Linked DNA regions of Mus musculus: region 2 is linked to region 1. Evidence: chromatin loops called from intact Hi-C (ENCODE). Cell type or tissue: heart. All regions are shown on one strand. Links, peaks and the distances in the headings refer to the core of each region. The heading gives the core; the rest is flanking DNA. Region 1 overlaps A730020M07Rik (RIKEN cDNA A730020M07 gene). Region 2 holds the start of Gm33547 (a long non-coding RNA gene).

Region 1 (15,979 bases), core at 5,080-13,079:
ATGGAGGCAGGAAGTTCAGGGCTGTCAATGCCATCAGTCACAGAGCGCTACTGTTGCTAGGTGGCAATAGAAGCTACCAGATTTGCTCCCTACCTCCTTCTCTTTAGTCTGAAGGTGGAAAAGGTAAACACTGATTCATTCATACTTCTAGATCAGCTGTGGTCTTGAGCAACTGTTTAGCTGGAATTCTGGACTGGGATCCTCTAAGAGAGCCTGGACATGTTGGCTTTAAGTCTTGAAGCCTTAGAATTGCTGCCACACTGATGTCTGCAAAGGCACCTGTTTATTCTACCCCAGGACTCACTGAAAGTCACCCCTGAATCTCCCCCATCAGCCCATTACAAAACACAGAAGGCAAAACAAGCTGTTCATGGGATTCTGAAGCCTACAGACTTACAAAGCCAGAACCGCTGCAGGATAGGTAAAGCCGCAAGCCTGGTGTTGGAGGGAAGGCTCAGCAGTTAAGACCTGAGTTCAGTTCCCAGCAACCACATGGAGGTCCACAAAGCTCTATAACTTCAGTTCCAGGACATCTTACACCTTCTTCTGGCCTCAAAGGGAAATTGCATTAATGTGCACATACACACAGACATATACACATACAATTACAAAAAAAAATTTTAAGTGGTGAAATGGCACAAATTATTAGCAAAATGTTCTGAAATGTAACATTACACACCATACACACACACCCAAGCACGTACACACGGAATTTGCTCTGGTGTATCGTGAGCAGGGAGGAGTGGATCTTGGCTTGACATGAGATTTGAGAAGATTTCCAGAAGAAAGTGGTTTCTGGGCTAAGTTTTGGAGAAATAACTTGTAATTTTAATTTTTTTTCAAAACCTTTTTAAAAATGATGGTTCTTAAATGCTTTAACTTCCCTTGTAGCCCACCTGACCCACCAGATGTAGTGGGAAAGAAAGGATATGGGGAAATGGACCTGTTTAGAAAGTTTCTTTGGAGCAACTCCCATCTGTGTTGTCTGGAAATCGGCAGTTCAGTTCACAGCTCAGTAGCACCAGCTTGGTGCACTCGCAAACACTTTATGGATACACCAGCAGTCCTGTTCGGTAGAGTCGGGATAGCAAACAAGGATCAGCAGTGGTGGCTCTACCTAGCAGAGACAGCCAGACCTCAGCCTCAGCACAAGTCATTAGGAGGGACCCGGGCCAATAGGAACACCAGGAAAAGTTCTCAGCTGTGCCTCTATCAGTGAAGCAAAGATCAGCAAAGACTCAAGACCAACGAGTGTTGCACAGCTAGCTCTATAAGCAAGCCTACCAGAAGTGTTTTAGTGCATTTCTCTCTGTGGAGTTCTGATAAATGGAGCTCAACTATGTACTGTAAGGTGGACCAATACATGAGTGTTGTTATCAAAGAATTCTTCATCACGTGTCCTTTCAGAAGCAGAATGCCCTTTCACCTGTGTCTGCTGCAGCATAACGTTCCTTCACTAGTCCGCCTTAGTCTTTTACCTGTGTCCGATTCAGTGAAATGTTCCTTCACATGCTTGCCTTAGCAAGACACCATCCAGCACAACTGACTTCCAAAGAACCCATTTTGAAAATGGGCATTAAGACAAGGAAGGCAACTCAGGAGAACCAGGGAGAAAAGGCAGAGCTGAGCTACAGACAAGGCAGTGTGAGACAAGGACAAACAAAGGAGCTTGTTGAACCCAGCAAGACCTGAAGGGCCAGGAAGGCCTGGGACTTATCAGCTCTCATATGTCTTAAACATGTAATGTACTCCTGTCCCCTTAGCCTCTTCCCTCTTAAGCTGATTCCCAGGAGCCAGAACACCACCACCACCACCACCAACAACAACAATCTGAGAAGCAAAATCCATCCTTGGATTGCCTCAGAAAGAAAATGGAAACTAACTCCAAGAAAAGGTGGTCCTGACACTGCTAAATCACTCGAGTGAGGATTCAGGCAAGGGAAGGAGAGTGCCTTATTCCAGGGCAGCCTCCTTCCCCTGACAACCTAGGCAGATGGGCAGTACCACGGGCAGTACCATGTGGGGCTGCAGCAGCAGCTGACTTGTCCTTTAGCTGCCTGTGCCCAGTGGTTGGAACAGTGGTTTCCAGAGCCATGAGCTCAGGGTGCAGGTCGGTCTAGGGGGTATATTTAGTATATTTATATCCACACCTCCTGGAAGCTGGTGTGGGGAGAGTATTGTAAACTCCCCCAGCCTGGTTTCAGCACCCCTTAGAGCAGAATTTTCTCAGTGGTGTTCCTTTATTCTGGAAGGTCCTGCTCTAGTGACATTGAAAGTTTGCTGCAATGGTTGGACCTCATACTTTGCTAGTAGCTCGCACACTGTAAAACTTCCAGGATGTCCAGTTGGGAGCTGGGGTGGGGGTGGGGGGCGGCGGCGATTTGTTACAGTGTTTTCTAAGTGTAATCTCTCTTTTTCTTTTTCTTCTCTCTCCTCCCTTCCCCTCCCTTCCCCTCCCCTCCCCTTCTTTCCTTCCCTCCCTGCTCTCTCTCTTCCTGCTCCCCACTTCTGTGCATTTCTAAAGATGTCACATGGCACAAGAAAAGCGGTATGAAGCCTTTACCTGCGAAAGAATGATCCTATATGTAGAGAAAAGTTCAGAAACGGAGACTTCCATTGACTACAGAGACCCATGCTGCAGGAGAGGGGCTAGGGCAGGGTGGGCTGACTGGCACCGGTTGGCAAGGATTGCCATGTAGTGAGAGCTCTGGTGATGAGCAGCAGATGTCTTGGCTCAGAGCTGGCGAGTGCTCTCTGGCAGGGGCAGGGCCTCCGGAGAAGCTCCTAGGTACTTGGAGGTGGAAATCATGTCTCTTGAGGACTCCACTTCCCCACAAGAACAGAATGACACGTCTGGAGTTGGGCTGTGATGTGTGGGCACCAGAGGGAGGCACTGGGTTCTTACTCATGAAGTTTTAAAGCTTACTGAAGCCGCCTGTCTCCTCTCATGCCTGCCTCCTTGGGATCTTTAGGGAAAATTCAAATGGGCCCTTGCAGCAGTCACCAGACACGCACTTGCTTATACCAGGAAGTCAAAGAAGTTGAAAAGAGGGGAGACTAAAGTGGCCTCTCCCCAGAAACAGGAAGGTGAAGCCCTCAATAGACAACAGTTATGTCTTTGCTTCAGCGCACGTCCCTGCCCGTGTGACTGAGCTTCCACTCTTGATGGATAAGGTGGTGACAGACAGTGCTGCAGAGGTGGGCAGGGTGGGGAACCTGGCTGTGACTCTCCATTCCCTGGGCTCAGAAACATGGTGCACAGCACCTTGAAATGAGCATAGAGCAAGTACCAGGTTATACATGGAGCTGGTCCCAGAGGGAAAGATGGTGGAAAGGATGAAGGGAGAGGAGGAAGAAAAGGGAGGAAACTGGCATGGAATTGCTTTGGACTATAATATGTGCATCTTAATTAGGCTTCACCATAACCCTCATGGTGAGTCTGCCTGTCACTCCTAGGAAACAACCTATCAAGCAACGGAGGCATCCAGAGGCTTGCCCATACCACACAGTAGGGATGCAGTCTCCTATCTTCCCAGCTGAATGCTTGGATGTTGGTGGGAAGGAAAAGGCAGACAGAGGAGATGGAAGAGACATGCTGATGGTGGAGAGGCCAGAAAGGCTGGCTCAGACATGCTAAGGAAAGATGCTGGCTTGTGGTGTCTCGGGACTAGAAACCAAAAAGAGCAAGTTAAAGGCTATGTCCCAGGCAATGGCAGCAGCCAGAGATTAGAGCAGTCTCTCCAGATGACCATTTAGTGTTTTCTCTGGATTCTTCTCCCAGAAGCCTGTGCTCCGAAGCACCCTTTTTCTTGATGATACTTGCTTTTCTATTTATCTGTTTCCTTGGAGCTGGCAGGGAGAACAGTTGCCCTCTGAGTGGGTTAAGGAGCTGGAAGAGACTTGGATGCTCTCTTGAGGGTAGGGAGCATCCATGGGAACTGTGCTCACTCTTCTCTGTCCCTCATAAACAAGGTTTTGGTGTTGACATGAGACTTCATCTAGACCTGCTATTTCAACGAGGCCACAGGCTTCTGAGAAAGATGGCCACAGGATCCTGCGGCCAGAGAGTAATTGGAAATGCACAGCTCGGGCAGATGCCCACTTCTGACAGGAGCAGCAAACAGAACAGCCTGAAGATTTCTAAAATAGGCAAGGAAGGCCAGATCATATTGTTCCTCAACTCTGACCACAGGCTGCATGCGGCTCGCCATCCACCCACATCCACCAGGCATGGCAGAGCTCCATTCTGAAACCTCTGGAGATATAGTCCCATCTCCACAGATGACTCGAGAGAGTCAGTTTTCAGGTTCCTGGTTGGTTTTCCCCTACTTACAGAGACACGGAGTCTGACACCACAGCTCTGCTCAGTCGCAGCCTCCCCTTCCTCTTCCCACTCCCCAGAAGGTTAAGAAACTGGTTCGGTGTCTCACTGTCTTCGACAGAGGCAGGAAGGACAAGGCAGGGAGGAAGTGAGTGGCCTGGAGGGGACTCGGGGATAGGCACAAATGAAAGCGAATTCTCCTTCATGTTCCCTTTTGTAGCAATAGCAAAATCAGGGTCAAGAGATCATCAAGTTCTTAGCCCATCCCAGGACTAACCCATTCCAGAAAACTTCGGGAATCACCAGGAAGATGGCGTGTGCTCTGTCTTGGTCATCTGCACTGATCTGAATCATGTTTTCTAACAGTAGCAAAGGAGGCTCCTTCCCACCCTCTGGGGAGCTAGATGCTTCCAGGTAAGACCATTCTGAGTGCTCTGAATGCTCTGACGAAAGGCTAATAAGAGACCCTCGAATGTCTCTCTGTGTGCTTGGAGGTAGAGACATGGGTATGGGGGTATGTGCCTACACACGCATTTTGTGAGAGCTGAGGTTGTCCGTTCTTATTAATACTTCTCAACTGGACATTTTTGACCACATGAAATTTAACTTAGTTTCCTTTATTAAGACACAATTCATATCCCATACAGTTCACCTGATTCAAATCAACACAATGACAATATAGTCACAGAGCTGTCTAACTACTACCACTAATTGAATATTTTCAGCACACCCCAAAAGAAATCCCTCCCACACTCCTTACCCAGTCTTCCCCTAAATTTCCCCAATTCTCCTTAAGAAATCACTAATCTATTTATAAATAACGAATATTTTATATAAATGGAACAATATAATATGGTTTTGTTTTTGTTTTTGTTTTTTGGGTTTTTTTTAGTTAAACAGGTTGTCACATATAGCCTTGTCTAGCTTAGGCCTTGAACTCAGAGATCCACCTCCCTCTGCCTCTGGAGTGCTGGAATTAAAGGCATGTGCCACCATGCCCTGCCAATACCTGCTTTTTTAACTGGCTTCCTTCACCTAACATAATATTTTCAATTTATGTTTCGGCACATACTCACGTTTTTCCACAGTGGCAAAATATTCTGTTATGTGTGCACCTTATTGATTGACTAATTCCTCACGTACATCCGGGCCATGTTCACTACAGACATTCATACACAAGGTTTTTTTTTTTAAGAATTTTTTTTCTTTTAAAGATTTATCTATTGATATATGTAAATACACTGTAGTTATCTTCAGACTCGCCAGAGGAGGGTGTCAGATCTCATTAGATATGGTTGTGAGCCACCATGTGGTTGCTGGGATTTGAACTCAGGACCTTTGGAAGAGCAGTCAGTGCTCTTAGCCACTGAGACATCTCTCCAGCACCCCCCCCCAATACACAAGCTTTTATGAGAATAGATGATTTTCACTCATCTCCTGTATATAACCAAAAGTAGAGTTCCTGAATTATGCGATCACTTATTGAATATTTTGAGGGGCTATCTTGCTTATTGCCATAGTGCACCCCAATAGTCATGCATCAGGGTTCCGATGTCTTCACGGACTCACTGCCATTTCACAATCTTCCTCTGATTTTAATCTCCAAGTGTGAATGGTATCTGCATCTCATTGTTTGATTTTTCTGGTGGCTTGAGCCGATGGTCCTGATATCCAAGCCCGCCATCTTTCTCTTTCTTTGCTCTTCATGTCACTGTACACAAAGGAAAACTGAGTTGTCTCCTGGGCCATGATCACACCAGCTCCCTGAGCACTCCTGAGGAGGTGGGAGGATTTGTGTGTGCTTTGATATGTTTGGGGGTTTAACACCACTAAATTTTGTCAATTGCTCTTCTTTAAAAGTCTCTGACAGGGGGCTGGAGAGATAGCTCAGCAGGTAAGAGCACTGACTCTTCTTCCTGAGGTCCTGAGTTCAATTCTTAGCAACCACATGGTGGCTCACAATCTACAGTATACTCATATACATAAAATAAATAAAATCTTTGTTCTTTTTTTAAAGTCTCTGATGGTTTTAAAATTCTGAGGGCTTTCTCGTCTTCCAGAGACTGAAAGTCTGCTCCTACTTTCCATGCTAGGCAGGTTCCATTCACCTGTAACTCCAGCTCCAGGAGATCCAGCACCTCTCCTGGCTTCCTTGAGTACCTGCATACACGCAGCATGCACACCCACACAGACACACATCCAGATATGTATAACTAAAACAAACCAAAACAAGACCTCTCCACATCTCTATTTACAAAAGAGGGTTTCAATAAATGGATAGCATAAATAAAAATGTGAAGGATGGGTTGGAGAGATGGACCAACAGTTAAGAACATTTCTTGTTTTTGAAAAGGACCTGAGTTCAACGCTAAGTATCCATGCTGGGTAAACTACAACAGCCTGCAACTCCAATCCCAGGGGCATCCTAAGCCTCTGGTTCCTGCACTCACGCTAACATACCCCCACACAAGTATGTAATTAAAAATAAAGTCTTAAATAAATAAATGAGACCATATCCTAAATATCAAACAGTATGAGACGTAACAACCAAATGCAATGCATATAATGTACATAATGTATATAGTTTATTTGTACCACAGTTTGAACAAAACAGTAGAAAAAACATCTGGGGGGGCAATCTGCAAAGGTGTTAGATGACACTAAAGAGTTGTTGCTAATTATGGCAGCCATGATTAGAGCATTGTCTTATGGGCAAACATAGACATGCTGCCAGAGCATCTATTGAGGTAAATAACAGTGTCTGGAATTTGCTTCAAAATGTATCGCACAGAGAAAGATAGATAGGTAGATAGATGGATGGATGGATGGATGGATGGATGGATGGATAGATAGAGATAGATAGATAGATAGATAGATAGATAGATAGACAGACAGATAAATGGATGGACGATGGATGGATGGATGGATGGATGGATGATGGATGGACAGATGGACAGACAGACAGAGAGATAGGTATATAGGAAGAGAGAGTATGTGTTTATGGCTGGCAAAATGTAGACAGGATACAGCAGCTCCCTCTCTGTCTTCTACTTTTATGTTCATTTATAATGCTTAATATCAACACCACCACCAACAACAACAATAATGATTGTGGAGGCAATGCTAAAATCTGAATATGGACTGAAAAAAATAGAAAATAGGTGAATCCTGGACTATAGAATACATTTCACTATATCCACTTGGTATATTTTTAGATTTATTATTTTTCAAGTAGCTAACATACATACAGAACTCTGACTTAAAATCTACAGTATAAACTGATGTTTTTTTGTGGGTTCAGGTCTCTCTTTTAGTATGAATCTTTCTGGCTGACATTTGCATTGCTTTATGTAAGCTATAGCCAAATTTCTCCTCTGTAATTTAACTTTAGCTTCTTCAAAGAGAGAGCAAGGGTCCTAGACAGTATAGGCCAATTTATCTTCCCGTATTTTTCATCCAGCAACACCACTTACATATCAACATTGGTTGTAAAGGCATCTAGGAATTGAGTATTCTCACCCCTTGGTTTGCTTTTCAACTTTACACCGTTGCACTTAATTCTTATAATGGTTAAGTAAGTTACCCTGTCATGACCACAAGGACTATGTCACCATCAGACCTGAGGACAAGTGCAACCGAGTCTTGAGAAGCATGCTGCTTAGCTGCCATGAGCACATGGTGCAGCCTTGTACTTGAGAGGAACTGGTGGACACACTGTCACAAGAATAGAGAGAGGGCTGGCCTTGAAAATTCACGTGTTGGAGCTTAACTCCCAAGACAATGGTGTTAGGAGATGGCATCCTTACGAGCAATCGACCTCATGGATCGATTCAGATTGTAAAAGGAATTTGTGTGTGTGTGTGTGTGTGTGTGTGTGTGTGTGTGTGTGTGTGTGAGAGAGAGAGAGAGAGAGAGAGAGAGAGAGAGAGAGAGAGAGGGAGAGAGAGAGAGAGAGGATCTACTTCCATTTGATTTTTCTCCAATGTGAGGACTTGGGAACAAGGCATCATCTAGGATGCCGAGAAGAGCCTATATCAAACACCAAATCTTCTGTTTCTTGATCTTGGACTTCTAGTCTGTAGGACTGTATAAAGTCAACTCACGTTCTTTGTAAATTCCCAGTCTAAAGTATCTGCTATGGCAGCATTGTCCTGGTTTCATTTTGGTTGCTGTAATAAAATACTGACCAAAAGCAATTTTGTAGAAAGGAAGAGTTTATTTGGCTTATATACTTCCAGGTCATAGTCCACCATTGAGGGAAGTCAAGACAGGAACTCAAGCAGAAACCTAAATCAGAAACCACGGAGAAATGCTATGATTGGCTTGCTTGCAGGCTTGTGGTTAGCAAGCTTAGTCCAGGGCTACCTTCTTGGGTTTGGTGTTGACCACAGGAGACTGAGCCCTGTTAAATAAGTTACCAATCAATGACATTCCTCACAGACAAGCTCACAGGCCAATCTGATCTGGAAAGTCCCTCAACTGAGACCCTAGGCAGTGTCAAGTTGACATTTAAAACTAGGATAAAGCATGAACCGAGACAGAAATCATGATGTGTATATTCGACTGTGAAGATGGTGATCTAAATAGCTCATCTAATAGCTGCTTGAAGCAACCTAAGTCATTTGACTGAATTGTCTTCCATTGATTTCTTCCAGCAATGAGTACCTGCCTAACACGTATGCCAAGTCTGAAGAAGACTCAGCATAGTGCTTCATTCAATCTGCCCAATAGTGGCCATGACTAGGAAATGGGGAGTTAGGGAACAAAGCCTCCCAGAGAGGGAGGGAGGCGAGTGATTTTCAATCAAGCAGGGCTGGCTGCTACCCACTTCTACAGTTATTTGTTCAACTGGTTCTTGTGTTTATGCTGAAAATCATGGCCAGCAACTGACTCTCAAGCCTTCGGGGGCTCTCAGCATGTCCCCCTGGGGTGAGGCTGGGAGTGGCTGAGTGTTTGTTTTCCTCTGCCAGGTGGTTTGGCAGCCGTGTCCTTGTAGAACACAGTGTGTTCCTGTGAGAGTGTGTGAGTGAGTCACTGTGGGTCAGCTACGACGTGAGCTCTGGAAGGCGCCTTTGTGAACACTGGAACAGCCTCCCTGCTTCTCAGATGGGGAGAGAAGAGTAAGAGGACTTGGGTATCACACTGACCACCGTAGTCAGCAGATGCAGGGATGCTATTGTGCACCAATTCCGAACCTCTGCCCACGATTCTCTGAAGCTTAGAGAGACATCCCGGGATCTCTGGATGACAATTATCAAGAACAAAAGTGATCACTGAACGCTAACAAGGCAATTATAACATCTAAGACTACTGAATGAGAATGGATCTTTGGTGATCATGTAGCCCAAAGTCCGGTGATGGTAATGGAATTGTCTGAGGCATAAGCTAAAACAAGCAAATGAATGCTAAAGACTGAGGAACTGTTATGGAGAAATACATGCTATCTAAGCTATTGACCATAGTAACCAAGCTGGCTTGGTTAATTTTATTTCACATGTCTCTACCTCCTGTACCCGATACGTGATAGCTTCTAGATATGATGTCTTTAAAAAGGTTGTGAAACTTATCATTGGATTAACACGACATTTGTTCCATGAGGAGATTAAAGGTCTCAAGAAGATTGCTGGTGTAGTGAGGGTTTTGAAGTTGGCCTTGGGAAGGGGACTGGATTCTGAGGGTGATTTATGGGAGTGAGGAAGAGTGTGTTCTCACCAAGAGGGGGCAGACATGTTACAGATGAAGAAGCGAGTGAGCGATCTTGGGTTTGGAGAGTCTTGGCACATCCAGCTGGCCACAACAGTGTAGAGCTGAAGTAAGGGTATGAATGGACGGGCTTGCTGCCAAAGACCCAGAACTCTCTGTCCCTTCATTCTTTAGGTGTCAAAGACATGCTCTGTTTTGAGGAGGGAAAGATACACATGAACCGTTCTCAGCTACTAGACAGTCCCGATTCTCAAAGATTTCCCCTGCATCCTCCAAACACACTGTTCTAGTTAGGACAAAACTGACTTTCTTGAGAAATACTTTCTGCTCTTGAAAGCATAGTCCTGATGACCCAGGCTCAGCTGGCTCAGGAAGCTCAGGGAGGCGAGCGCATTAGACACGCTGGAAGAATATGTTTGCTGAACAGTCTTCATTCTCCAGAAGGGTTCAGACACAGGTCACATTCAGGGCTGGGGTTTGAGCCAGTGCTGATGGGTATCAGTACCTGCTTGCCCCAAGACCTTAAGCTGTATTTGTTCTTGTGCCTACAGGGGAAGCAAGCACAACTGCTCTCTGGGTACTTCCTCCTAGCCCGTCTACTTTCGCTAAGCCTTTCGGATTTCATTAAAGTTTTAAGAGCAGCGTTAGAACTTTATGGTTATCTGCTGATTTGGTCCAGCCAATAAGTTTCTAATTTCTTTTGCATTTATTTAATTAGTGTTGGGGAGCAGGTATGTGCATACCATAGAGTCTGTCTAAAAGTCAGAGGACAATTTAAGGGAGTTGGTTCTTTCTTCTCACCATGTGGATTCCAGGGATTGAACTCAGGTCCAGGCTTGGTGGCAAGTGTTTGTAGCCATTGAGCCATACTGCTGGCTCCAATAACTGTTTTTATTGGTAGGTGGGGTCATCTAATTTGTGGCTAGTCACAATTACTCTTGACCTGGTCTTGGTAGTTAGATTAAAGGTCAGGCACTCTGCACCAATAAATACTTACCTAAGACTTATGCTTTGATGCTGGAGGAAAGAATACTTTGTTCTGGAGTTGTCACATTGTGGTTCCCATGACAATGGTGCTGTGGTTCCCACCTCTCTGAGTCTTGCTTCTTTTACTTGTTCTTAGGTGATGCTCTGTTTGGCTCAAATATCTTCCTGCCCGTGAATCTCCTTTTCAGGGTGGTGTCCCCGAAAACCCAGCAGAAGGGTGGGGGAGGTCCTTGATGCTTGACTTGTCAGAAAATTTCCCTTTCATCTATAGTATAATTAAGACAGAAATAGGTAAGGATTCAGGAAGCATTCAGAAGCCATTTAACATGTTTACTAAAGGGAATTTCAAACCAATAGTCTCTTTTCTGCTATCAAGAATATTTTAGGATAAGCTCAAAGCAGTTTTGCCTATAGTCGTGGAGTGGCCTCTCCAGGACGTTTCTACCTCCATTTTTATCAAGAATGATCTGCATATCCAAGGGTTGCTCTAATGGGAAGATTTCAGAGAAGTTTGCGGTTTGTGTTGGTCCAGATTCACTTCCTTTTTGCTGAGTGGGTAATGATGACAGATGCCTCTGAACCAGCAGGTAAGGAGTGCCCAGTAATGGCCAGTCTGCTAAGTCCAGTCACTTTCACTGCCTAGTCATCAACAAGATTGTTGTTCTTAAAGTCTACGGCCAGCAAAACGACAGCAGCCACTCCTAAAGTCAAGACAACTTGATCTATCTCTGGGGCAGGCAAAGGTGTGTGGCCCCAGGGCCAGGGATGCCTCACTCTCACCCACACATAGAGATAGCATCTTTCTATACTCTACTGGCCAAGCCATGTGCCTGGGGGTCACTGTGACCGCTTGGAAGACTGTATAAATTTCTCCAGTCTTCACAAAGGTGCCCACAGAAGGTTCAACCTGCCAAGAGAACCTGCCCTCCCTCTCCCACATAATCCTTTTCTTCTTTAAAAAACAAAGGAGCTTGGGGCCCAGCTTGGAGCCCAGCATGGGCTTGCCAGGAACAGGGGCATACCTGTCATCTGCAGGTGTGTTCATGGTTCACGGAGCATGGAAGCTTAATGTATTTTCACATTGGCTAGGAATGTGTTTACCTGTTATTCTAGCTCATAGCCAGACAAGAAAGATTAGTGCCGGGCATGTTGAGTTTACTGAAAAGCTCAGAAACCAAAGGAGGCTAAATGGTGTGCTTCCTTTCCTCTGTTATATGCCTGTGTCAAATGAAGATTTTGGGCACCATCTTGAAAAGTTCCCTGTGATAACTTCACCTTCTTGTTAATAATAGGCACTTGTTAATAAAAACAGGGGGGTTAGCCAAAAGTCATGCTTCAATCCTGTTTTCATGGCCAGGGCCTCTTGGCCCATAGCAAAGGGACAGAAAAACCTAGGTAAGGTGCAGGATCAGGCCACTTATGACAAGTTGCAGCCCCTGCAGTAAGACATGAGCTAAGGAACCTAAGGTTGGTGAGAGAGTTGCCATGTTTGTGTCCCAAACCCCGAGTCTGAGGGTAACAGAAAGAACTTTTTTTTGGAGATCTGAGAGTCAATGGGAAAGGAGCTTGGCTTTGGCTTGTTCTCTGCCTTGCTTGATTCTGAAATCACCTTAACCAGTGAATACATAAAACTAGTATAAGAAAACGGAGCCCAGAGTGCACTTGCCAGACGGCAAGCACAGGAAGGGTCACTGGCATGGAGCTCTTTGGGTGACTTAGCCTCTGATCTTGTCATTGCTTTGATGGAGGAACTCTTTCTAATGGTCATGGAAAGCATTCGTGAATGATTCAGCAAGTCGGAGTTTGCCATCTGGATCCAGGAAAAGAGAGAGAGAGGGAGGGAGGGAAGGAGGGAGAGAGGGAGGGAGGAAGAGAAACAAACAGAGAGGCAAAGAGACAGAGAAGAGAGGAGAGAGGGAGGGAGGGAGAGAGAGAGAAAGAGAGAGAGAGAGAAGGAGAGAGAGAGAAGACCATTGTGTGGATTGAAGGATGACAGGCAGGATTTGGAGACAGAGGCAGTTAAGGAATGATGGGTAAGCTGGTCCCTGTCTTGCAAGCTCACCTTTTTCATGAGCTTGTCCTGGGTTAAAAAGCCAGGTCGAATAGTCCTCGCCTTGACTCTACTCCAGTGCATTGGGAGGTGCAGAATTCCTTGCTTTTGTGGAGCAGAGTGTCTCAGGCTTCCAGACATAAACAGCACATCCTGCAGACAGACAGACACTGTTGAGTCAGGTTCGGGACACAGGGCCCCACAGAGATCAGATGACGGTCACCCCTAAAGAAAACGAAGGCTTCCTGGGCAAAGTTACTTTGAATTCCAGAGTTAGCATGAAGCATCTGGAAAAAGAAAGCCAGGCGGAAGTAACTGCAGAAGGGACTGCAGCTGCTGCTACCTCTGTGGGTGAGGACCTAGAGAAAGTCCAAAATGTTTGTCTGCACAAACATCCCTTGATCACAGGAAGTCCACCCCTTTCTTCCACTTGCCTGCCTCTCTCCTATACTTTTGCCTGCCCCCCACCATTCATCCATTCATTATCTACCTATCTCTCTTCCCGTACATTCACCTATCTACCTTTCTGCCCATTATCCTGTCATCCACCCTCCTATCCATCCACCTACGCCTCTGCCTTCCAATGCTACTATAGAAAGAGCACATGTGCTAAGCTAGGGATGGGGAGCCGCCTGTCCCATCTACTCACATGTGGGTGGGATTAAGGGAGTCCTCTCCGGTATAGGAAACAACTTACAGATGTAAGATACCCAAAGATGCCAGAGCACCTAAGCTGTTGACTAAGCTGTGTCAATATGATTCAGTCACTTTCTAATATCTCAGTGTCTTAGTTTCCTCTTGTGTAAAATGCAGGAAACACAGAGTTTTCAGCTTACGGGACAGTGATAGTCACTTAAGGAGAAATCAAAGTACTAAGTACAGTGGCCAGCATGTAGCATGCTCAGTAGATTTAATCAGCACTAAAAGTGAGGTGTTTGGAGAACTGGGAAAGAATTCGGCCATCTCAAAGCCAATAGGCAAGGAGGGTTTCTTAGGAAGCTAAGAGATGTGTTAGAAGTCATGTCAGGTTCTTGGCATGGTATTTTCCAATGTCCAGCTGCTGGGCATGAAGAGAGTAAACAGAGGAGAGGAGCTAAGACCTCAGGTTTTCTTCATGCTTGCCCTCATCTTTGCAGAGGGCCAGCAATGGCTCAAATTAACACTGAGCCAAAAGGGCCCTGGTGAGAAAAGCAACAGGAAGAGGAATGAGCCAAGGAAGAATAGAGGGACAAAGTCAACAGAGACCCCGTGTCAGAAATCCTACAGGACTCTGACAGGAAGTCTGGCCACCAGGAGAGCTGCTGGAGCTTTGAGAGCCTCCAAGCCTGGGGGAGTCCTGGCGATTCTCTATTTAATAATCCCCCAGGGAAGTTACTTGTAGAGAAAGGTCAGAAGTTGCCTTAAGGACAACAGCCAAGGGTTCCTGCAACCAGCATGGAGACTTCTGCCAGCACACAGGAATGTCTGAAGGAAGCAGGGATTCCAGTCAGGAATCAGTTGTTTGGGTACACAGGGGTCAGAGGACAGCATCCTTGGCAGGAGAGTTGTGAACATCCTTAAATCCATAGGCTCCTGGCCAGCTGGTTTCTGGATCATGAGGATCATGGTCATGTTGAGAGAGGATGCTGGAGTTAACAAGAGGGCCCCTCCAATTTAGGGACATGGATGGTGAGCGTGAACTAAACAGGTGAAGGTGACAACTGGTGCCACCTTGGGGGACCTTCAGTAGAGGTTTCTGAGGCTCTTTCTGTATTGCTAGAAGGGAGAAATCAATATTATCTCAGCACAACAAAGCCTTATGAAGACAGGAGAGCAGAGAGGTCACAGACCTCTTCCTTCCAGTATAGAAACTCAAAACTGGGGAGCCGAGCTGCAGGGAGGAGTGGAGCAGACTCATCACTGAAGGGCCAATATGCAGCAGAGACCACCCTTAAGTAGGTAGGTCAAATGTTACCGGAGTTGTTTAGAGCAGAGCCTGGACCCTGCTAACCCTAATAAGCTAGGCCTGGCCACCAGGTCTCAGTGGGACAATTTAAATTAAAGTTGTAAAAAGTAATGATGAGGAAGAGAAAACAGTCACTGTGGCCCTGTCCGGCAGAGGTACCAAGATGTCCCCTACATTCCCAAGTCCATCCTCCATGTCCTGACATGGTTTAGTTTAAATAGAAGGTCTGAGACATGCGTAACTAAATAGTCCTGGTCAAGGTGTGGTAGGTCTCTTTCATCATAGCTGTCTGTCTACAATGGAGGACTGGAGTCCCTTCTGTGAAGAGGCCTGACAGGTTGGCAGAGCCGTGTGTAAAATCTCTTTCTGGTAGACAAGCTCTTCTGGCTGACACCATGAGATTCTTGGGAAATTCCAATTTCCAGAGAATCATATTTTAGTAGTCTGGTAGCCAATCGAAAGATACAAGTGTCACTTTGGAATGTCTTCAGCTTTGCCAGGGCTATTAGAAAATTGGTCCAGCTCAGTGTATGTCCCACACAGTGCTCAAAGAACCCTGCCTCAATAACAGATGGGCTCACTTACTCTACGTCCTGTGAAACACACCACGCAAGGCATCCTCCATTGCTAAGGAGCCCGTTTGTGCTTAGCGGTGGCTCTTCCTGCTGCCACTAAATTCCTTCAGTGTCTCTCTCTGCCTTCCTCTTCATCCCACAGATGCCTTTTGTTTTGCCTCACCATGACTGGTGTGAAGCGTACCTTTGCCCCTCAGTTTCCACTCAGAAGCTGCTCCAACCCCAGTGGGTCAGTCAGGACGAGTTCCTTCACACTCTAAAGTGCTCCCCTGTTCTGTGCTTGTCAGCCGCTCTACCTTGAGGCTTGCCACCTTTCTTTTCTCTCTGATCTCCCTGCCCGCTCCCACTCTCTCCTCTGCTTGCCTCTATCCCAAGTTCCCATTGAATTCCAATGCAAA
Region 2 (15,979 bases), core at 4,430-12,429, 61 kb before region 1:
CAGCATCATTCCAGCCACTCCACTGGGCACGAATGTTCTCTGTGCAAGCAATGAGGACCTATGTTTTGGCTCATGGAAAAACAGGTATAGCTAGTCACACCTGTAATCCTAGCACCAGGGGTGGATGTCTAGAGTTAGACAGATCCTGGGAGCTTGCTGCCTAGCCTGTCTGTCTGAATGGTAAGTGCAATGAGAGACCCACGGTCAGGGTAATAGGACAAAGAGTGACAGGACACTTAGCATCCTTCTCTGGCTCCTGTACACACACTCATGGTGTATGCATCCCCCATACTACACGTTTACACACATAGACTGCACAAAGCCACATACACCATACACTCAATAAGCATTTATGGGAATGAGAGAAAAGTTTTCTCACGCTAGCTTGGCAAATATGAGGGCTTAGAAATGTGTTCCCAGAGCCTTGTGTTAGAAATTGGCCTTTAGCCTGAGCTTCCCTGTGGGAGCCACTGGGCTTGAACTCAGGTTGTGGCAAACATTCTGACCTGCTAGCACATCTCATCTGCCTGGGACAAATGCTTTTGTATCTGGAGCTACAATAACAGGATTAACAAATAAAGATTTTCATTTGTGTATTTTTTTCTCTTGTGCATTTCTAAGTAAAATAATTTTGTTAATTGGAGGTTATTTAATTGTAAACTCTTGTTATTTGGGTAAGATCTTTCTGAAATGTAATTCTTGGGTTCTTTTTAAGATCAGGAAAGGATTTGCCAAAGAGCCCTTTAAAGTCACAAAAATTCTTTCTAAGATCCACATGGAACAAACATTTTATTTACACTTTAATAATATGTGGATAAGTGAGCTTAGACTGTTATTGTGTCATAAATGGCATGAATATAATTTAGGTACAATTCTTTTACAGAGTTGGGAGATAAATTTGCTCTGTTACTTTGACTCACAATGCTACAATACATCATCCAATGAGTAGAAGGGAGATATGAAAAGCAAATAAATATAAAAATCTATTTTGATATGAAAGTATTTTTTGCAAACTAAAGTAAGAAAATGGCCTAAGGGTTAAAAAAAAAGAAAAGAAAAGTCTTAGTACAAAACCAAAAGTAAAAGTCTGAGCATCACAAAAGGTTCAACTTGGTCACCGGAGTTTTGTGAAAGATAAAAACTCAAAGATGGTGTGCACATAGGTTCAAGCTCACGCACTTCCTAAGGTTAGACTCCTGTTTAAGATCCTGGGATTTGCTGAAGATCTTCGTCTGTTCTTGGTAACATTTACAACACAAAGTTTGTTCTTTATCAAGATTATTATGTTTTCTGCCAAGCTTGCCAATTTTAACTACTTAAAAAGCTGAGTCATAACAAAATCGGGATTTATTTTTAAAACAGTTGTTTTTGTCTAAGCTTTGTTTAAACAGTTACTCAAAGTTCAAACTAAATTTTTTAAGGTTAAATTAAAAAAAAAAAAGGTTCTCTTGGGTGTTCAGCAACTAAAATGAGGAGACAGAACCCAAGAGGATGAAAAGGGGCAAAAAACGACTTTTGATATCTTCCTCATTGTCTTCCAAAGTCATCAGGGAATTAGCAGACTTAGCTAACAGGGCCTGGCATCTCTGGTGAGTTGTTGGTCATCTTCATCAGAGAGGCCATGGAGATCCCAAGAGCCACAGACATATCTGCAAAGAAGAGAGTCACCAGAGGAAAAAAAACCCTTAAGTGTCCAGGGATGGTCACATGGCCAACAAAACCCAGATCCAACACAGCAGGTGGTGAGCAAGCACAACAGGAAGGGAGGAGGCCAAGCACCTCTGGGGGTCTCCTCATAGCTCCTCAGGACTCCTCATAGCTCCTCAGGACTCCTCATAGCTCCTCAGGACTCCTCATGTCTCCTAACAGCTCCTCATGTCTCTTCACAGCTCCTCATGTCTCCTCACAGCTCCTCACAGCTCCTCATAGCTCCTCAGGACTCCTCCCGTCTCCTCACAGCTCCTCCCGAGTAACCCTCTCAGTCTCAAATGACCTCACCTGTACAGAGGAAAAGTTAATTTCTATCCTAGTCTTGAGCCCAGTGGGGAAATGTAACCAAATAACAATAATAAGTGATACTAAAAACAAGATTTGAGTCAGTCCCGTTCTGAGCTGGTTCAGACGTGGGGACTTGGTATTTCTGAAAAAACACAAAAACGGTCATTAGGGTAACCAGCTTCAGTCATTTAGAAGAGACCTCTCTGTCTTACTAAGTAACCCAACAGCTGTCAGAGTCCATGATGTTGCTAACTGGGCTCATCTCTCGTGGAAGCAAAGGCCGTTTTCCAGAGAGATCACAGTAGAGCAGTGACCTCTGATGAGCTCTACTGGACATAGAACAAGGCACCAACTTCAACAGCAGCTCCACACACTCACGACACAGCTCCGGACGCTGGGACTATTCATATGGGAGGTGCCTTCCTTTTTTTTTTCCTCGAGACTGGGTTTCTCTGTGTAGCCCTGGCTGTCCTGGAACTCACTCTGCAGACCAGGCTGGCCTCGAACTCAGAGATCCACCTGCCTCTGCCTCCCAAGTGCTGGGATTAAAGGAGTACGCTACCACTGCCCAGCAGGGAGGTGCCTTCCCTACATTCAAGCTCGCCCATACTTTCATCCTGCCAGACAAATCCTTTCTTGGATGACAAAAAAATCTTTCATATGTTTTATCCTTCAGTCTGAACTCATTTGTCTGGCTCCGGATAAATAAACTCCAGCTCTATTTAGTGGCTGTTTCTGAAGAAGATCTCCATCGCTCTCCATCACAGCTGGGTCTCTCAGACATCCTCAGGCCTCGCCTGCACTTTACACCGGTCCACAGAACGCATATCTCGATACTTCCTTCAACTCTCAGTTCCTAGAGGACCCCTCCCCCCTCCCCTCTCCTGGATTGAGTCTCTCCTACCTTATAGAGGCTTCTGAAGGAAAAATTGAACCCAAATCCTTTGTCCAATGGTGCATCAGGCTCTTAATTTTCCTACCAATTTTCCCAGTGGGTAAAGGGCTTGTTATGAAATCTAATGTGGCAGCGCGGGGTGGGGGTGTGGGGGGTGAGGGATTCAGGAGATAGTACCTGGAGGGCCCATGCCAAGGTGTCCCCTGAGAAATCACACCTTGTGACAGATGTGGTATAAAGGAGGTTTATTTGGAGGAAGGGGAGGGAAAGAAGGGGTAGAGGCAGACAGATGGCGGCAGGGCCATGAGGGGACAGAGAAGGACAGAGGTAGGGAGAGAAAGACCAGCTGGGAACCCGTGGGAACAGAGAGAAAGAAACAAGAGAGAACTGGGGTATAAAAGCAATCCTTTTACACACCAGGCCACCTGTACCTGGTGGCTGCAGGTAATGATGTAACCCGTTGCTAGGTTCCTGGGTGATGACGTAACCCGTTGCTAGGTCCCTGGGAGTTGCCTAGCCTGTAAGCTAACAGGCTTCCCCTTGTGCCAGGCCTTCTGGTCTTCGTTTCTTCTCTGTGCCAGTTTTCGTTATCCCCTAATAGGATTGCGTATTCTGCTGAATGTTCTCAATCCCTACCTCCTTCATTGACTTACCACGTTTGTTTCTTCCAGAGCTCAATAGACCCAATACAACTCCTAAGTAACTTCTCCAGATAGCTTTGCCTCGCCCCCACCCCACCCCCTTTTTAAATCTGCTTTGTGTTTTTGGCTACTGCTTCCTTAACCTTTTGGTACTATTGATGTCCTCCAGATTGCAAGCCATTCATTGAGTTCCAGATGGTATTGCCTCATGGATAATAACCATCAAAACCTATCTCATACCACCAAGATCATCTCAGTCTCCAAATGGTATCATAGCGCGGCCTTAGACATCTTGTGGTAAACAAACGAACCCTTCCCATTTTCCAAAACACCCTTTGAGCCTTCTATACATCACCGTTCTGAAGCCACCAAGGGGAATCAGCAGCCTCCCCCTGCCCCTCCTCCCCGCGGCACCCCCCTCCCCGCGGCACCCCCCTCCCTCTGACGCTCCAGAAGTGAGATTTTTGTCCCTGGTGAATGATTTGATTGCATTGATCTATTGTGGGGGAGGTGCTGGGATGGGAAGGAGGGTATGTAGAGACAAAAGAGACAAAAGACCCAAATCAAAGTCCCACACTTTGACAATCAAGACATGACAATCGAACCTAATCCTTAACATCCCATGACATCTTATTACACAAAGGAGGAGTCTCAAGAATAATTAACAAGAAGATGAGAGGTCTGCAGGGTGCCTCAAGATAGAGGTCACAAGTGAATCCCAATATGATAAGACCAAATAACTCCCCCTCAGCTGCTAACCCCTTTCCTGATGCAATACTCTCTTCTGGGAAGTTGCCGTCTACTCTCCTGCAGTGTTCAGTAAATTCTCTCTGTCTGGGCTGTGCTAGATTCTTTCACCACCAGGATCACTGCTCTTCCATGTCTTCTTTTACACAGCAAACAGTTGTGTCCTGGTCAGGAGCTGCTCTGACGGTGTCCCAATGCAATGGGAACTAGTAGCCCACATGTGGACAGGGGCATCGCCATGTAAAGCACTAAGCAGCCTAAAGAGAAACACCAACTACATTTAGGTGTCCCTGCCGAAGTGACAGCAAAGAGGAATGCTTTGACCCCAACCTCATCTCCTCTGGATTTGCTAGCAGAGAATGGAGAAGATTCTCAGGCTACTACTCCGAAGTCTAACGCAGACCATCGCCATAACCTTGACCAGCTAGGCCCAAGGCAGGTAAGCACCTTGAGCCCCAGGATGGACATTGGTAGAAAAGTGGCCCCTCCCTGCCCAAGCTGAGAAAATTCCCAGTCTACAGAAGAGTGTGGAGCAGAGAGATGTCACGTTTCCACAGTTCCTGACCCCAACCTGTGAGAATGAGTGAGTCAAAGCCAGAACTGAATGAGGGAGCAGTCATCTGAGTCCTTCACATAGCGGCCAACGTTCCTAGAAAGCGAGGGGGCTTTCCCTGATCTGTTCTAGAACGTTAGGTAAAATACACTCAAGCACGTGATTTACCAGTAGATGAATGTGAAAATGGGGGAAGGCAGGCAGGATGCTAAGAAGACACTCTGCTCCAGCATCCGCAAATAAAAACGGCATCACTTAGCATGAAGGAGGAAATGAGGCAAGACTCCAAAACAAGAAGTAGGCATCCCCGAGGGTGTGGGTTCTGAAAAGCAACAGCAGTGTATCATCAGTGCTAACGTCGTTACCTAAACCATAGGTTATTTCCTTGATTGTGATATCAGATGACAGCGACATTTTAATTTCTTCTTCATCCCCTTCTAAGCATTGAACTAATTTAATCCCATGACTCTTTTCCATCAAGTCCCCTCTGTTCTTCATGGATGCCTCTTTGAAGAACCTGTCCAGGTTCATGAAGGGAGATCTCCTTTTTGCCTGTCTTCGTCGGCCACTGCCTTCCCAACCTACCACCATGGGAGATTTGGCTCTGGAGTTTTTAATCTAGTCAAGAGGCTCTGTCTGGTATAAACTGTAGGATTTGAGGTGCAACTCTCATCCTCTCTGGACTCCCACTGGGATACTGACAATCCCTCCCCAGAGGGGAGCTGGAGGAATTGAATGCAAAGAACGGATGTATGAAAGGGGCCAAGAAGGATTCGAGAAGGATTCGTGCACACAGTGTGCATTCAGTGCATGTAATCACTTAGCATCTGAGTACTTATCCTCATAAAAACAACAGCAATTGTGGTAACTCCTACCCATACCTTCTTAACTAGATGGTGATGTCCGTCAGGGCAGGGGCTGCTCTGCCATCATCGAAGGTACCCTCTGCAAAGAGAAAGTAGGAAACGGAGGACAAGGGATGAGAGAGGGGTTGGGGGAAGGAAATAGGGAAGTCACCCACACGTTGTGTAGCAATATCTGTTTTGTTCAGAAATAACAGCTCCAAGTAGCCTTGGAGCTCTTTCCTGTCCTGCTAGGAGGGGGCCTCACAACCTTTGTTTTGGGGGTGAGGAAACAGAGGCCTAGAAAGGTTAAGAAGCACAATTGGCATTCATGAGGTTAGAACACAGGCTCTTTCCTAGGTCCCACATTCTCTGGTATGACCTGGGTCACTTTATGAGCCTCCCCCATCCCCTTTAACAGGGCCCAAGTGTGTGTTTGGCAGACGTCGGCCATTGGAAGAATAGGGTATTTCCCTAGCCACTTCCAGATGGAGAGTAAGGAGAGCATAGGTGTCTTGGTCAGTGTTCTGTTTCCGTGAGGAGACGAGGACCACAGCAAACTCTCATAAAGGAAAGCGCTTAACTTGGGCTTGCTCACAGTTTCAGAGTTTCGTTCATTATCGTGGCAGGGTGCGCCATGGCACTCAGACATGTTGCTGGAGAAGTAGCTGAGAGTTCTACACTGGCTCCTCAGGCAGCAGGAAGCAAGACTCTGTGCTTGGAATGGGCTTTTTGAAATCTCAGAGCCCACTGCCACTGACATATTCTCCCAATAAGGCCACACCTACTAATCCTTTCGAATGGTGTCACTCTCTGGTAACCAAGTATTCAAATCTATGAGCCCTCAGGGGTCATTACTATTCAAAACACCACAATAAGAACTTGGTAAAGTTAACTTTTCTACACCTCCCTTCTGAAAACCAGAAGGCAGTCATGAAAGAATAACGTGACTTTGTCTGGGCTTGATCTCACGAGCTCTAATAGACCAAACCCTAGCCTCAACCACGACAGTTAATTACCGACTCTAATAGCAAATTATAAGACAAGGAAATAAGGCCTAGTTTTCATTGAGTATAGATAGGTTTGGATTGATGTTCCTACAAAGGTAGCTGCCTTCTCTGGGGACTGGGAAGACACTGCAGAAGGTCTAACAGCCTCTGGTAGCTACAGCTCAGCTGGTGGCAGTATCATAAAGGAAGCCCTTCTCTCAGTTAGAGTGGGCAGAGTTCCTCAGGAGTGAAAGTTAGTAGTGAGGCTTGTTTGGTGCTTGGAAGGGGAAATGCAAATGAACCTGAGATCAGAGAGACAGGTCGGGTGTTACTGAAAGGAAATAAAACTTGAGACCTGTGCCATGTAATTTATGTCAAATAGCCCAAAGAGTTGTTTGTGAGCTTTGAAATCTGGGGCTGAGAACATAGCAGAACAGGCCAGGACATGCCTGGGCAGGCCCTTCGTTAAGACATTCCTGAGGCTGCTTAGCAATAAAGATAAAGACAATGAGCCCGGCACCTCCCCATCTCCCGCCCTTCTGACAGCCTGCTAATGTTTAAATGGACCAATCATGTGAAACTGCGCCAATTCCTCCCCCCCCAGCCCCACCCCTTTTCTATAAAAACCCCTAGCTTCCAAGCCTCAGTGTTGAATCCACTGCCTCCTGCGTGAGATACAGTTCAACCAGGAGCTCTGCCATTATGGCTCCACCATGTGGTCGACACCTCTGTCTCCTGCGGGAGATACGTGTTGGTCTGGAGCTCCATCATTAAACTACCTCATGCTTTTACATCAAGATGGTCGTCTGTTCGTGATTCTTGGGTGCACACCGAATCGGGAATTGAGTGGGGGTTTCCCCACTAGGTTCTTTCATTACAACAGTCTGTAAAGTCTCTCATCCAGGCACTGACAGAGTGGCCTCATATGCGTTTTGCCAATTGCATTATATCTCAGGCTCAGTCAGGTTTACTCAGTAGAAATTCACACCCTTGGTGGGGGGTGGGGAGCAGTGTTCTAGGAAGCTCATACTTCAGAAGGGCCTCTTTTAAAAACCTCCACGGGTCAACAGCAGAGCCTTTGATGGTGGGCAGACCTAAAAAATGGGTTGGCACTGATGAAATTAGTAGCTTTGAAATCAGCACCAGGGTTGATATAAATGGGCTTTCCTTAGTGATCTAGATGGTGCTAAAGACACAGAGCTCATCTCAAGACCTTACAGTAGGCCCTGCCCTTGCTGGAGAATATGAATGTAAATATAAAATATAGAATATAAAATAAAGAATGTGAATGTAACCAGTGCCGTGGCTCCAAGCTGTTTAACCCCACATCTGGATACAGAGTCAGAAGATTCCAGTAGTTTGATATCTGTTATGAAACCCATTGAATTCTGCCTTGACACTGTATATTCTGTTTACCTAAATGATACTCAGGCACTGCAGTAGCCACCTCTTAACCACGAAGGGGCAGACCGAGGACTGCAGACTCCTCAACCGGTTAATCTAAAGCCTGGTGGCTTAAAACAACACTACTTGCTTATTTATCTCCCTGGTTTCTATGAGTCAGGATTCTGAGAGCAGTTTTTGGCTAGAAGATGTCCCATGGGGAATACAATCGCTTTTGGTAGTGTTGTAAACTATCTGGAGTCTGGCAAGCAGCTGACAGACCCACTTCGAAGATAGGTGTCTGATGTGCTGGAGAGAGCCTTAGTTTTTCAGCAAGTTGGCATCTCCGCGGCTTAAACACAACATAGTGGCTGATTTCCAAAGGGAAGCATCCTGACAGAGAAGGCCAAAGTAGCCTTGGGACACCTAAGCAAGGAGACCATTCTCTCCACAACGCTGCTGAGAGTTTCCCACGGAAGAAAACAGCCTAGGTTTTGTGGAGAGAAAAATATCTTGACCTTACTGTTTAAAGATAGTCTTATGTCCAAATAATTATATAAAATTTAAGAAGAAAAAGAAACAATGGGTGAACAGAAACGTGAGCCCCAATGTCCTTTAAAAATGCCTTATGATTTTCCTTGGATTTTTTTTTTAAGTCAAGAGAAGCAAGTTAGTCTTTTTTTCCCCTTGGCTGCCTCAAACCATCCAGTTTGTAATTCCTAAAGGAGTCATCTAACTCGGGGCTGAAGAGTGAGTCTACCAAATACCTTTTGTCTGACTTGGAACTGGGGGAACCTTCTGGGGGGACTGGTCTATAGACAGGCTCAGGGGCAGCAGAAGGCAAAGGCTCTGCACCTAGCCCTTGATGGCTGCTGCCTGACGTAGGGGAGCGACTGAAGGGGTTCAAGAGAATTCAGCAGGCACCAGGAAAGAGAACAGCCCTGGGTTTGCTATCAGCTTTCCATCAGTGTAATCGACTTTCCATCAGTGTGATCGGCTTTCTTACATTGCTTCATTTCCACTAAAGCATTGAGTGTCTGGTCACCCTGGCTTTCGGCGATGCATGAAGCAAGAAGCAAGATAGTCTTTCCTTTTTCCTTAGAAATTCACCTTGAACTCTCAAAGCAGCAGTTAATATGATGTAGAAACATTCTCCTCCAAATACAACAGCTGCCATCCCCGTGGCCAGACTGCCACTGAGTCCAGGCTCCCAGCCACGGAAGTTTTCGGAGGAGCAAGTCAATTCATTGGGCATCCGTACTCTTCTTAGGCCAGAAACCAGGGACATTCAGGAGGGGTCCTGGAGGCTGGACAAATCCTGCCTCAGATACTGGTTAAACAAAAGAACTGGACGCCCACTGAAAGAAACTAGAAACACAATGGGCCGCTAGCTCAGGTCTCTGTGAGATGGTCCCTTTTCGTGGTGTCTTCTGTAGGTAAATATTGGGGCATGACTGCAACCAAAGCTCCCTGACCCCCACCTGCATCCACCCTGGGCTTGGCGTCACATTCAGCTGATAATAATGCAGGGGATGGTTTCTTTTAACGTTTTTAATCTGAACATTAAGTTCTTTAGTTTGCCTTACCATATACACATAGTTTAGAAAATGTTCAACAAATCTCTGCCGCCGTGCTTGTTTTGAATATAGAGAACGCCATTTTAAAAGATACATATTTAGAAGATGTATCTTTATTTTATGTGGCTGGGTGTTTTTGCTTGCAATGGATATACGTGCACCAGGTGCCTGCCTAGTGGCCATGGAGGACAGAAGAAAGTGTGTGAGATCCTGGAACTGGACTTACAAGTGGTTGTGAGCTGCTATGTGGGTGCTGGGAATTGAACCTGGGTCTTCTGGAAGAGCAGCCAATGGTCTTAACTGTCGAGCCATCCCTCCGAAAAGATATTTTTTTTAAATATTGGAAATTATGTCTCACTGTGTAACACAGATTGGTCTGGAAATTGCTATGTGGCCCATGCTGTCTTTGAACTCATGAGCCTTTGGCTACTGTTTCCCAATGAAACAGTCCTATGATTAAGGGCATGGACCACCACATCCTGCTAGACTTCATTTTTATTCACAGAAGTTTCTCACCCTTATTAATGTTGCTCGAAATGGCTTAAAGAATAGGTGCATTATGGGTGGTCTTAGGGACCCCAGGCCTACGCTGATCCTGCAGAGCGAGGCCTTCACTCACCAGTTCGACTTGCTTGGATCATGGGTTCTTTTTCTCAGCAACTATGAGTTAGGTCCTGGGACAGAATCCTGGGCCTCCAGAAGGAGCCAGAGGGATGGGCAGTTCTGTAGAAGCAACAACGAAATGTATGTACCTGATGAGTCTGCCCAGATCTATCGAGAAGTCCCATCGTATTACGGACAGCTTAAGAAAGCAGAAGCACTTGTGTCATGCCTTCTGGAAATTGTTAGATCAAAATAAGATTATAGGGGCTGGGCATGAGTTCACTTGGCAGAGTGCTTACCCAGCTAACACAAAGCCCCGGTTCGATTCCCAGCATTGAACAAACAGGATGATTGTGCAGGATGATAATCCTAGCACTGAGGAGGTAGAGGCAGAGTAACACCCAAGGTTTACCTGTAAGCCCCACCCACCCAAGGACCAGGTAACGTCCTGGAATGCTGGGAGTTGTAGTTCTTAGAAAATAACAGCGCCACATGGGAAAATACAGTGGCCAGATGGGCGTGTCCTTAAGTAGTCCCTACAACACAAGTCTTGTTGTTTTGTCACCACTCAGCTGGGAACTCCAGGGAGTTATTCTGATCAAAGCGCAGCCACTGGCAGTATTTAATTAAAGCTTGCTTCAAATTTGGCTCAAAAATGGTGGAGCCATTTTTTTTCTTGCAAATCTCAGGATTAATAGCAGGACCAGAAGCTCAAGTGTATTGTTCACTACATAGTGAGTCTGAGGCTTGCTTCAGATATGTGAAATCTTGAATAACAAAAAACAAAAAACAAAAAGCCAAAAAAAAAAAAAAAAAAAAAAACCCAAACAACAACAACAAAAAAAACCCAACCCAACCCAAACCAACAACAAAAACAAAATCACCAGTTTCTAGCTTTAAAAGCCGTGGCTGCCTAGAGGACTGAGTTTTAATTATCTGGGACGTTCTGAGACAGAGTTCTTTGGTGAGAGGCTCAAAGCTGAGGAGGCCGTGTGGGCATCTTGGGCTGGAGTACAGGGCTGCAGACTCTTGCTGTGAGCGGCAGGAACTCTCCCCAGCTCCCACCCACCGGCTGCAGGCACATGTGTTTTCCATCAGAGTTAATAGCTGCTGCTTTTCAATCCCTCATTTCCTATCATTTGGCCTGAAAATATTTGCTGAGTCACTTGACCTCAAGGATCTGCTGAAACAGTCGTCACATGACCAGAAACGGCTGTAGACTTATAGCTTAGCCCCAGGCGAGTCTTTTTTCCCCCAAACTTGTTTGAAGCAGTATTTACAGATTTAGACACCTGGCATGCCCTGCAGCAAAAGAGACCTGGAGCTGCCCCGGAGGTGTGGGTGGGGCCTGGTTCTGTTCCTAAGTGAGGAAGGCAAGTCTTTATGCAAGGCCTGCACTGAGGGCCTTGAGAAATTCTCTAACAAAACAAAGGCGGGACCAAGTGACCAGACAGCAGAGGAGTCCCTTGTGACTGAGACTCATAAAGATGGTCTGGCAAGCTAGGCCTGGAGAGAACCCGAGACTGAAGGTCTGACCCGATGAGAAAGGACATGAAGCTTGAGCCCGGGGCACGTGGAAGGAGGACATGTGTAAATTCAAGATGTTAGTGTCTGGCAATCAGCAAGTCTGATGGAGTGACGGGAAGTGAAGCAGAAATAGGGTTGTTATAAACTGAATCTGCAATGCCCCCACATAGACACACGTTCTGATCACCTGGCTCCCTGCCTGATGTGGTATTGGTAGCAATGTGGAGGTTTTAGGAGGTGGGGTCGGAAGCAGATGACTAGGGTAATTGTACCTGCCCTTGTCCAGATCTCTCTGCTTTCTGGTCTATAATCACGAGATGCTATCCCACGTTCCTCCCACCACCAGGCCCTTCCTACCATGACCAGCTTGAAACTCTTCTGAACTCTGAGGCAGAATAAATCTTACTCCTTTGAAGTTGTTTCTGTCAGATATTTGGTCACATTAATGCAAATGTAACAATACCGTACCTTTGTGAGGGACAAGAGACAACAGATTCTCAAGTCTTCACTTCATGAATCCTGCTACTCAGCAAGGGTTCCCACCCCCACACCCTTACACCTGGTGTTCAGAATGTCCGTGCCTTTCCCCTTTATTGCACAAGAAAAACATGTCATCAGGTGCAAAATAATATCCGGCAATCTCAAAGGTAAAAGGGGAAGAGATTTCTCTCAAAGTGCTGTTCTCTCACTAACAAAATTTGTCATAGTTTGGACCACACCACCAACCTAACAAAATGTGTATTGAGGGGGCTGGAGAGATGGTTCATCAATTAAGAGCATTTTCTGCTTCTGTAGAGGACCAGGGTCACAAACATTTGTAACTCCAGTTCCAGACCACTCGATGGCTCTTCTGACCTCCAGGGGCTCCTGCATGTCCATAGTGTACATATATATACATTCGCAGGCTCATACACATATGCATAAAACAAGCAAATATTTACAATGTTCATTTATTTTCCTTTGTTGGTGGGTAGCCTAGCTCTTTGCAATTGTAAGACTCCAGGGAGCCTTAACTTACCGGGGACCCCTGAGTGAAGCACGTGGAGCTGGGGTGGATGCAAAAAGCAAGAGGAATTTATTGTTCCAGTGCACTGGGGTCGTCCCAGACCCAAAGGAGAGGCAGCAACTCCTGGTGCCCATTCGGTGAGTTTTAAAATGGTTTCCAGGGGCAGAATAGAGCATCAGCAACTAGGCACAATATGGTTGGCAGAACAGTGCACCTTTAAAACTGATTGGTCTTTAGGGAATGAGGTAACAAGGACGTCCCTTGTCTGAAGGTGGGCCAAGGGTCTGTCCTGTGGAATGTGTCCCCACCTGCTGGTCCTCGTTTCCCCCCCCCCCCCCCCCCCCCCCCCCGTGGTCTGAGGAATGTTAATTAGCCTCTCCCTTCCAGAGGGGCAAGTGTTCCATGACCTTCCCAAAGTTCCTGAGCTGACCTTTTCACAATCAACCTTCTTTTCCTTCCAACTAGACTTTTGCATGAGACTTCTATTCTAGTCTCTTCTATTTCTATACTCACGGGGGTGGGGGTGGGGGGTGGGGGTGGGGGGGGTGGGGGTGGTGGTGGTGGTGGTGGTAAAAGTTCCCTCAAATCCCACATCAGAAGTAGCAAAGTGCCGGGCAGTGGTGGCGCACGCCTTTAATCCCAACACTTGGGAGGCAGAGGCAGGCAGATTTCTGAGTTCGAGGCCAGCCTGGTCTACAGAGTGAGTTCCAGGACAGCCAGGGCTACACAGAGAAACCCTGTCTCGAAAAACAACAAAACAAAACAAAAACAAAAAACCCCAAACAAACAAACAAAAAGAAGTAGCAAAATGACTGGGGGTGGGGTGTTGGGGTGGGTGTGGGGGTGTGGGTGGGGGTGGGGGTGGGATGGCCGCATCAGCTAAGGGAGCACAGAGTGAGTGTGTGACCACAGAGCTGAAGGTGCATTTTACTCAAGTGAAGGAAAGCTTTCTGGCCACAGTTTGACCTCAGGAAGATATACTAGTGAGGGGGGAGCCTTCGTCAGCCATTGTATGTGGGGTACAGGAAGAGAGCAGAGCAGAGGGGAGGCAGTTACAAAACAGAGATAGGAACTGAGAACGGAAAGAAAAGAAACCAAGGAAAGTCTGGGGCCGTAGAGAAGAAGGGTTTATCTACTTCTCCCTGTATTGGAGTTGACCGACCTGCATGGGGGACAGCAAGCAGGGTGATAATCTAGCAAGAACTGACATTGTGAATAGAGGAGAAGAGAGCAGTGGGGTCATATAGCCCGGAAGAGAAAGATGGTTGAACAATACCTGAATGTTTGTATGTATTGGGGAAAGACTAATAACACTGTCTTCTCATCTCCAAAGGAAAAGCCAACACCCTGAACAATTTAGATGGGAGAAAGAAGAGTTCCCATCTTGTTTCCAAGTTGTAGCACCCTTATAATGAGAAGATAACAGCATCCTTCCTGCCCCATGCTGGGAAGCCAGGTCAGCCATCGCTGGCCAGTGGTTTCCTCTTTCACCAGCCTTGTCACTTTAAGGAAAAGCAGAAGTCACTGTCACCATTTGCCTTTGAAAATGGAAATGGCTGTACTAAACTTGTTTGTGAATACCAGGTCTGAATGGCATTGGCTGTTGTGTAACTATCAAAATCAGATCTCTAGGGGTAGCTTGGGACAGAATGTCAGTCAAAACAGCCTCGGTAGAAAAAGATGCAGAATGGCTTGTTACTGAAGGACAGGGACACATCTGCGAAGTGCATTGTTGGGCAATTCTATTGTGCTGCAAACATCAAGGAGTGTACGGACAGAAACCACCATGGTGGTTATAGCACCCATGGGCAATGTAATGTCATGGGACCATTTCTGTATACAGAGGCCATTAAAATGTCATCATGGTGCCACTCAAGACTGGACAGAGGCTCACCTGGAGACCGGAGAGGATCAATCGTTTCCTGAGGCTGCTTCTCTCAGGACTGACTACAATATTTGCTGCTTTTCTTGGTGTTGTGACCAAATGCCTGACAGGAGAGATTTGTTGGGGCTCATGAATTCAAGGGATACAGTCAATCACGGTGAGGGCAACATGGTGGCTGGGGCAGCTCACTCTGTAGTCAGCTCCTGAAGGTGCTGCATTTTGGAACTTTATGAATATGTAGCTGACTGGCAGACTTTGTCTGCAGGCCTTGAGGGCTATAGCCTCCATCTCCCTATGGTTCTCGCTCAGTGTTCCCTGATCCACTAAGCTGTAAGAAGCTGCACACCTTCAGCTGGAGACCAAGTGTTCAAGCACACGAGCCTGTGCAAACACTCCCTATCCTAATGGCTCTGCAGCCTGTCCTTCCACAGTGCTGCCTGGCCATGCCTCAGTGTCCTACGCCCAGGCCACAGACAGCTGGATCATTCATGTCTCTGTAAGCCCAATTTCAAATCCATGGCCAGTTCAGAAAACAGAATTATAGAGCTGAAGTACAAAGCATTGGAAACTGCTCTGCTCTACCAGGGCAAGGCGGATCCAGGGAAAGGTGTCACGGGCCAGGTAGTCATTACCTAAAAATATTTTTAAAAAATCACGACAGGCTGAAAACCCAAGTCTCCTCTGAGAATGTAGCATATATCAGAAATGAAGAGACAAGAGTACATTAACAGGCCTAAAGAATTTCTAGCCCCAAATCATTCAGGAAAGTCAACATCTAGAATTAGAGACTGGCGATGCAACTAAATTACTGATTGAGGCAGCCAGCAATGGAAACACAGGCCAGCCTGCGGCAGTCTAGAAGCAAAGAGTCAACTAGTCACCACTTCTAATAACATGGGAGCCGCCACTTCTGAACCACCCCAAATGGTATATTTTTAACGGGCTTCGATATTATATTTTTCAAAAAATATTTGTCCATTGCTTCGTGGCTTTTTGGGTAAGATCAGGTGTTTTATCAAAATATTTGTCCATTTAACTGAAAAACTTCAAAGGTCTTGACATAATATTGGTTGTAGTAGTATCTTTTATTTTTTTAGTATTTTAATTATATCTTTGTATGTGTGCTTGTGTATGCCTGTGTGTGTGTGTGTGTGTGCGCGTGCGCACATGCCCACAGTGTGTACACACACACCACAGCATGCATGTGGTAGGCAGAGGACAACTTTCCTCCCATCATATGTGTTCCTAGGACTGAACTCATGTCATCAGGCTTAGCGACACATGCCTTTAACCACTGAGGTTAAAACCGGCCATCCTGCTGGCTTTCGCTGTG

Evidence for each region. A loop is a pair of places that touch in the nucleus more often than their neighbours do. Peaks named below come from ENCODE experiments on the same cell type or tissue, not always from the same donor. Only the 100,000 strongest peaks of a DNase experiment are listed, where the experiment ranks them.
Region 2: a loop joins it to region 1, with 5 times the contacts of the local background. A loop is called at or near these places in 2 of 42 quality-filtered maps.

The regions. Positions count from the first base shown.
Region 1 is chr3:121,626,419-121,642,397 of GRCm38, forward strand. It overlaps A730020M07Rik (RIKEN cDNA A730020M07 gene), which reads right to left. Exons shown (of 3, transcript NR_036458.1): 2 at 13,074-13,214; 3 at 10,708-11,276. Among named protein-coding and RNA genes, the nearest start is that of A730020M07Rik, 12 kb to the right of the region's middle. In heart, for the core only: a CTCF peak has its summit at 10,039; DNase peaks (open chromatin) are centred at 9,303 and 10,113; H3K27ac peaks cover 590 bases.
Region 2 is chr3:121,565,823-121,581,801 of GRCm38, forward strand. It overlaps Gm33547 (a long non-coding RNA gene), which reads right to left and starts at 10,342. Exons shown (of 3, transcript XR_867600.1): 1 at 10,245-10,342; 2 at 5,716-5,779. It overlaps Gm33485 (a long non-coding RNA gene), which reads right to left. Exons shown (of 4, transcript XR_001783961.1): 4 at 14,688-14,749. In heart, for the core only: a CTCF peak has its summit at 8,121; DNase peaks (open chromatin) are centred at 8,289, 10,669, 11,499 and 11,659; H3K27ac peaks cover 737 bases.